Linked DNA regions of Homo sapiens: region 1 is linked to region 2. Evidence: chromatin contacts called from ENCODE Hi-C or POLR2A ChIA-PET data. All regions are on one chromosome and are shown on one strand. Each heading gives the region's core, a stretch centred on a gene start or an enhancer-like site at or near the end of the contact. The rest is flanking DNA. Distances are from core to core; before and after follow the strand shown. Region 1 overlaps LOC124903657 (a long non-coding RNA gene). Region 2 holds the start of ARL6IP1 (ARL6 interacting reticulophagy regulator 1).

What was found. A loop is a pair of places that touch in the nucleus more often than their neighbours do. ChIA-PET counts read pairs that join two places held with the same protein, here RNA polymerase II (POLR2A). Pooled maps may share reads with other maps.
Region 1: a map with no recorded cell type shows a loop between it and region 2 (5-fold over the local background). The contact joins the enhancer-like site here to the promoter of ARL6IP1 in region 2. A Hi-C loop is called at or near these places in 1 of 37 single-sample maps with no recorded cell type and 3 of 50 pooled maps. POLR2A ChIA-PET finds 5 or more read pairs at or near these places in 6 of 52 experiments (A673, AG04450, HEK293T and 3 more).

The regions. Positions count from the first base shown.
Region 1 is chr16:19,129,876-19,132,740 of GRCh38, reverse strand. All of the region lies in intron 1 of LOC124903657 (a long non-coding RNA gene), which reads right to left. Among named protein-coding and RNA genes, the nearest start is that of ITPRIPL2, 17 kb to the right of the region's middle. RefSeq lists enhancers at 1,580-1,874, 1,797-1,876. Within about 2 kb of position 1,537, at least 24 of the 41 ENCODE cell types and tissues checked have a DNase peak (open chromatin) inside an H3K27ac peak, as active enhancers do; they include A673, where a contact is called at or near this core.
Region 2 is chr16:18,800,074-18,802,829 of GRCh38, reverse strand. It overlaps ARL6IP1 (ARL6 interacting reticulophagy regulator 1), which reads left to right and starts at 1,281. Exons shown (of 6, transcript NM_015161.3): 1 at 1,281-1,399. The coding sequence starts at 1,364. RefSeq lists enhancers at 738-977, 1,358-1,437, 1,658-1,777.

The DNA.
Region 1 (2,865 bases), core at 288-2,787, 330 kb before region 2:
AGCTGAGATCACGCCATTGCACTCCAGCCTGGGCGGCAAAGTGAGACTCCATCTCAAAAAATAAAAAAAGAAGAAAGAGTAAACAAATTGTCTTGCAGGAGGTACCGTGAGGTGGCAAAGATACTCCCCAAGGGCTGGAGTTGGGGAAACCCAGCACTAAGAACCAGCTCTGAAGTCACATGACCCTGAACTTCTTTCCTGGAGCTCCTGCTTGTTGGCTGTATGACCTTAGGCAAGTCACTCAACCTTTCAGAACCTCATTTCCTCAATTGTATACTGAGGATTCTAAATACTCCAGCCTCCAGCCTCCAAACATCACATCAGCCTTGTGAGGAAGAGCACATGGCTCTGGCACAAGATCACTGGGACATCAGTTCTGGCTCTGCTGTTTCCTGGCTGTGTGACCTTGGGGAAATTACTTTACCTCTCTGAGCCTGCTTCATCTTCTGTAAGAAGAGCATTAGGGTACCTAACTCCTAGGATGGTCACAAGGATTCAATGAGTTAATTTCATCTTTTGAGTGGTGTCTGGTAGTAGTGAATGTTCAATCAAAATCATTATTATTAGTCACCCCAAGGATGGCTCTGATACAAGCTGAACTGGTCCCTTCCAGGGGCTTTGATCATGGGCACTACCCAGCTCCAGGCTAAGGCTGATGTCAGATTGCTACATTGGAAGTCCACATCCTGCCATTGTCCCCAACACCCACTGTCTCAAGGCAGGCAGATGAGGTCATGGGAATTGATGTTTTTGTCCTGAAGGGATAGGCAGGGGTGGATGGGCAACCCCTCTCTCCCACTCCTGATTGCTAAGTGGGGAAGCTTTGGCCTGAGTTTCTAGGGGTGTCCAAAGATCTTTACTTCTTTCCTAGACATTTCTGTATACTTGAACTTTTTACAGTGAGCATATATCACTTCTATGATAAACAAACAAACAAACAAGAAAGCCATTTTCATTCTTGCAAAACCAATCCAGGCCTGGCTCACACCCTTCTAGATTCCCAGAGTCACTTTCTGACCTATCTGGGTCACTTGTTCCTTGGCCTGACTCTCTCTAAACACAGAGCCGCTGTGTTCCAATAAAATTTATTTACACGAAGAGGCTGCAGGCAGGATTTGGTCCATGGTCCACAGTTTGCCCTGACCTAGGATACTGTCTGGAACACAGTAAGTGCTATACAAGTGTTAGCTATGAGTGAATGTGTGTGACTCACAAGCATGTATATCTATGCGTGCATGTGTGCACATGTGTATCTATATGGGAATCATGCCTCTGAATGTGTATTGTGTCTGTGTGGGGGATCTGTTTAGTCCTTCTATAAAAACAAAACAACATGCTCGTACCAGCCAACATTTCAACGCAGCTACCCCAAGACTTCCTGCTTCTATTCTGGTGAGAAAGGGAAGCTTCGGGCGCCAACCCCCAGTGGCCTAATGGAAAGGGAAGCTTCGGGAAAAGCCAAGAGAAGAAAGAGCTGGTGTGTCTCTGTCATTTTCATCTGGGTTAAGATTGGAGGGAAGTCATCATTGGTGATTGTGCTACTGTAGGGCCGGCAGCCCACGCCTTCCCATCTGCTGAAAGGATGAAGTCAGTCCTCTGGGGGAAAAGGGGGTGGAGAGGGGACTCTGTAAAAATGAAAAAGGAAGCTTTTTAGGAGCTTTGAAGGAGGGGTTGGGGTAGAGGGAGAATGATTCCCTGCTCTTGTGGTGGGTGGCTTTTCCAGGCAGCTTGTAAACATCTGCTTGCTTGTTTCATTTTGATCTCCTGCTGTGGGACTTCTGAGGGGCTACTTCCTGTATGACTAACTTCCTTGGCTGGCTTTGCAAGGGCCAAGGAAATGCAGTGAGCGTTAATTTTGGAGTCAGCAGATGAGGGTTCAAATCCCTGTTTGCACTTCCTTGTTAAATGCCCTGGGGGCATATGATCTCGTCCCTCTGAGCCTCAGTTTCCACCTCTGTACATTGGGGCTCCTATTATAATAGTATTACCTCCTAGGACTATTGCAATGATCAAAGGAGAACTGTGTGTGTCCAGCATTTGTCACAGAGCTTCACTCTGTAAGTGCTCCCGAAGGTGACACCCTGAAACAGACCCCCATGGGCTAGTGTGCTGAGCTTCAAGATTTCAGAGAAGCCTTCCCTAATTCCCCCATGCTGCACTAGGTCCCTTTGACTCACAGTGTCATAAAAACTGGTTTCTTTCCTTCAAAGCATTTACCTCTGTTAGTTTCGTTTTTTGTTTGTTTGTTTTTTGAGACAGGGTCTCACCACTCTGTCACTCAGGCTGAAGTGCACGATCACGGCTCACTGCAGCCTCGACCTCCCCGGGTCGGGCAATTCTCCCCCCTCAGCCTCCCAAGTAGTTGCAACTACAGGTGTGTGCCACCATGCCCGGCTAATTTTTATGTTCCTTATAGAATGGGGTTTTGCCATGTTGTCCAGGCTGGTCTTGAACTCTTGGGCTCAAGTGATCCACCCACCTTGGCCTCCAAAGAAGTAGGATTACAGGCATGAGCCACTATGCCTGGCCCTCTGTTAGTTATTTAGTGCTCACTGGCGTGCTTATTGGCAAGTGGCTGCCTCTTCCAGCAGACTGTAAACTGCAGGCCAATAAGATGGTGTTTGCTCTGCTAACCACTCTATTATCCCCTGTGCCAGCACAGGGCCTGGCACATAGTTAGCATTCAATCATTATTCAGTAGGGTCCCAATGGGGTCTTCCAAAATGGGGTTATGATAGGCACTCTCTTCAGCATCCTGGTGTTACCCTGGCAAATCCATACGGGTCTGCCACAACCTCAATTCCTGCCTCCTCAAGAGAAAGAATTCAGCTGAGGGGCAGAAGGCAGAAGGAGAGACAGGCGAGT
Region 2 (2,756 bases), core at 32-2,531:
CTTGAGGTCAGGAGGTCCAGACCACCCTGGCCAAAATAGCGAAACCCCGTCTCTATTAAAATACAAAAATTAGCCGGGCGTAGTGACGGGCGTCTGTAATTCCAGCTACTCGGGAGGCTGACGCGCCAGGATCACTTGAACCCGGGAGATGGAGGTTACAGTGAGCAGAGATCGCGCCACTGCACTTCAGCCGGGGCCACGGAGCGCGAGACTCCTTCGTCTCAAACAAACAAACAAACAATTCTGGCCGGGCGCGGTGGCTCACGCCTGTAATCCTAGCACTTTGGGAGGCCGAGGCGGGCGGATCACGAGGTCAGGAGATCGAGACCATCCTAACACGGTGAAACTACGTCTCTACTAAAAATACAAAAAATTAGCCAGGCGTGTTGGCGGACGCCTGTAGTCCCAGCTACTTGGAAGGCTGAGGCAGGACAATGGCGTGAACCCGGGAGGCAGAGCTTGCAGTGAGCAAGATCGCGCCACTGCACTCCAGGCTGGGCAACATAGCGAGACTCCGTCTCAAAAAAAAAGAAAAAAAAAAAAAGAATCCTTTTGGAGAGGGAGCTTGTAGTTTAAGTAACTTAAACATCCACGTATAATAAAGCCACTTAGAAGGCGGTGCATTTTCACACGTTCTCAAACCAGGCCTGGGTTTTTCCGCGCAAGCTAAGGCCTCATTCCTACTGGGTAGGAGAGAAACATTGCAGCAAAATCCACACAAAGAGCTCTTTTCACTTGTCCTCAAAACCTCACGGGTCGCAAATCCGGGCTAAACGGCTCAGGGGCCTGGCTGGGGAACTGGGCCGAAGGTGGAACGGATCCCAGCCACCTCGGGGCCAGGAAAAGATGAAGTGTCGCAGGCCCGGCGTCCCCGCCCTCCGCCTGAGGCAACGGAGCATCTCTCTTCGAGTAGCCCATTTTCCAGAGAGTCTCCTCGGCTGCGAAAGCCAGACGAAGAGGGACCCAAAGCCACCGCAGCGGCAAGAGCCGGAGAACCACTGAGGGACAGCGCCCCCTGCAGAGGCGGTTGAACCGCTTCCCACAGCGCTGGGCGGGGCGTCGCGCAGTCCCTGGGCGCTGATTGGGCACTCCGTGTCCCCTCCCCCTCGGCCCGGCGCTGCCTCTGTCTCCTTTGACCTCGATTTCAAGCCATGCGCTGAGCTTCGGTTGGCCCGGCTTCCTTGAGGCGTAAGCTCGGTCTGTCCAATGAGGAGCGAGCGTCGCGGGGGCCGTCGGGAAGGGCGGCCGACCCATATAAGCAGCCTGCGGGGCGTTCCCTCGGGTTGTGGTTGGTGTGCGGGTTTCGGTTGGAGGACTCGTTGGGGAGGTGGCCTGCGCTTGTAGAGACTGCATCCCCGAGACGATGGCGGAGGGAGATAATCGCAGCACCAACCTGCTGGTGAGTCCTGGCTGCCTGTCCCCCGGGAGCCGAGCGAGGCCTCCAGACGTCCGTGGGCTCAAACACCGCGGCCTCGTCCCTGTCACCCGCCGCGGGCCCGGCCCTTCTCTCCCTGGGCAGGCGACGATGCCTGGCCCTCGGGCTTCTTGGGTGACTCCTGGGTGTCGAACCCTTACCTTTCCTGGGGACGGTGCGCGACGGGGCGAGGAGGGCGCGTGATTCATCACCGCGAGTAGGAGTCGAGGAGGAAGTGGGAGGCAGAGGGGCTGCGACACTAGCCTGGGGTGCGGGTGGGGGCAGAAGGCCTCCTGGGGCCTGTCCAGCGCTTTCGCGGCTCAGGCCCCAGCCGTATTCGGCTTTCCCCGTCTTTGATCTTAACCTGGATGTGCCTGCCTTCTTTTCCCCCTAAAACTTGGACAAGGGTGGAGGGTCAAAGGGCTACTGCCCAGAATTTATCTTAGAGCTGGTACAACTTAAAACGACAGGGAGGCTGCGAGCTCACCGTGGGGAACCGGGAGCGGGGTCCAGCTGAACAGACAATGGGATGTCTTGGCGTTTGTCTGGAATTTGGAAGTCTGGCGGGGGTGGGGTCACAGGACTACTGGAAACAGCTTTAGAGTAATAAGCAGGGATCCGAAGGAACTGCAGTGAGATGGTATCATAGGCGGACACATTTTTATTTGTTATGAATTTAAGCGCACCTTGTGGGCAAAAAACAAGAGAAATATCCTTGCATATTCTCAGTTGCCCTTCCCTGGTGACTGTAGGTCACATACCAGCAATGAAAAACGGAACCAAAGAATTTACTTAGGGGCTTTTGAACTTCCAAGACCCCAGACGCTGGCCAATGACGTGACTTCAGGGCAGTTTTGATTGTGCGTGATTTTATATTTGCTTTTAGAAATGCATGGTTTGTTCCTTTAAACACACGCTCCTTCTAGCATAGTTAGTTCTCAGCGTGGATCTTTTTAAGAGGATTAATTGAAGCACAGAGAAGTAGCTCAAGCCCTGTTGAAATGACAAATCCTGGGCTAGAGCTCCTGCTTCCCAACTCTCCTTCCAGCAGAGCAATATAACTCTAAGGAAAGCAACGCCTTTGGTCGTGGATTTCTTGGATGCAGATCAGTTAACCTCTGTATCTGTTTCCTCCTTGGTAAAATGGGGACAGTAATAACACCTTTTTTTAAGGGTTGTTAGGAAGATTAATTGAAGTATAAATATGAATGCTCAGCAGAGTGCCCACACATAGTAGTCTCTTTCACTAGTATTAAGCATGGAATATAAAGTCAGAAATATTGAGATCACACTAGTGCTCAGCGTGGCACAGATAGCGAGCGTCTTTGTTAAGATTAAGTGC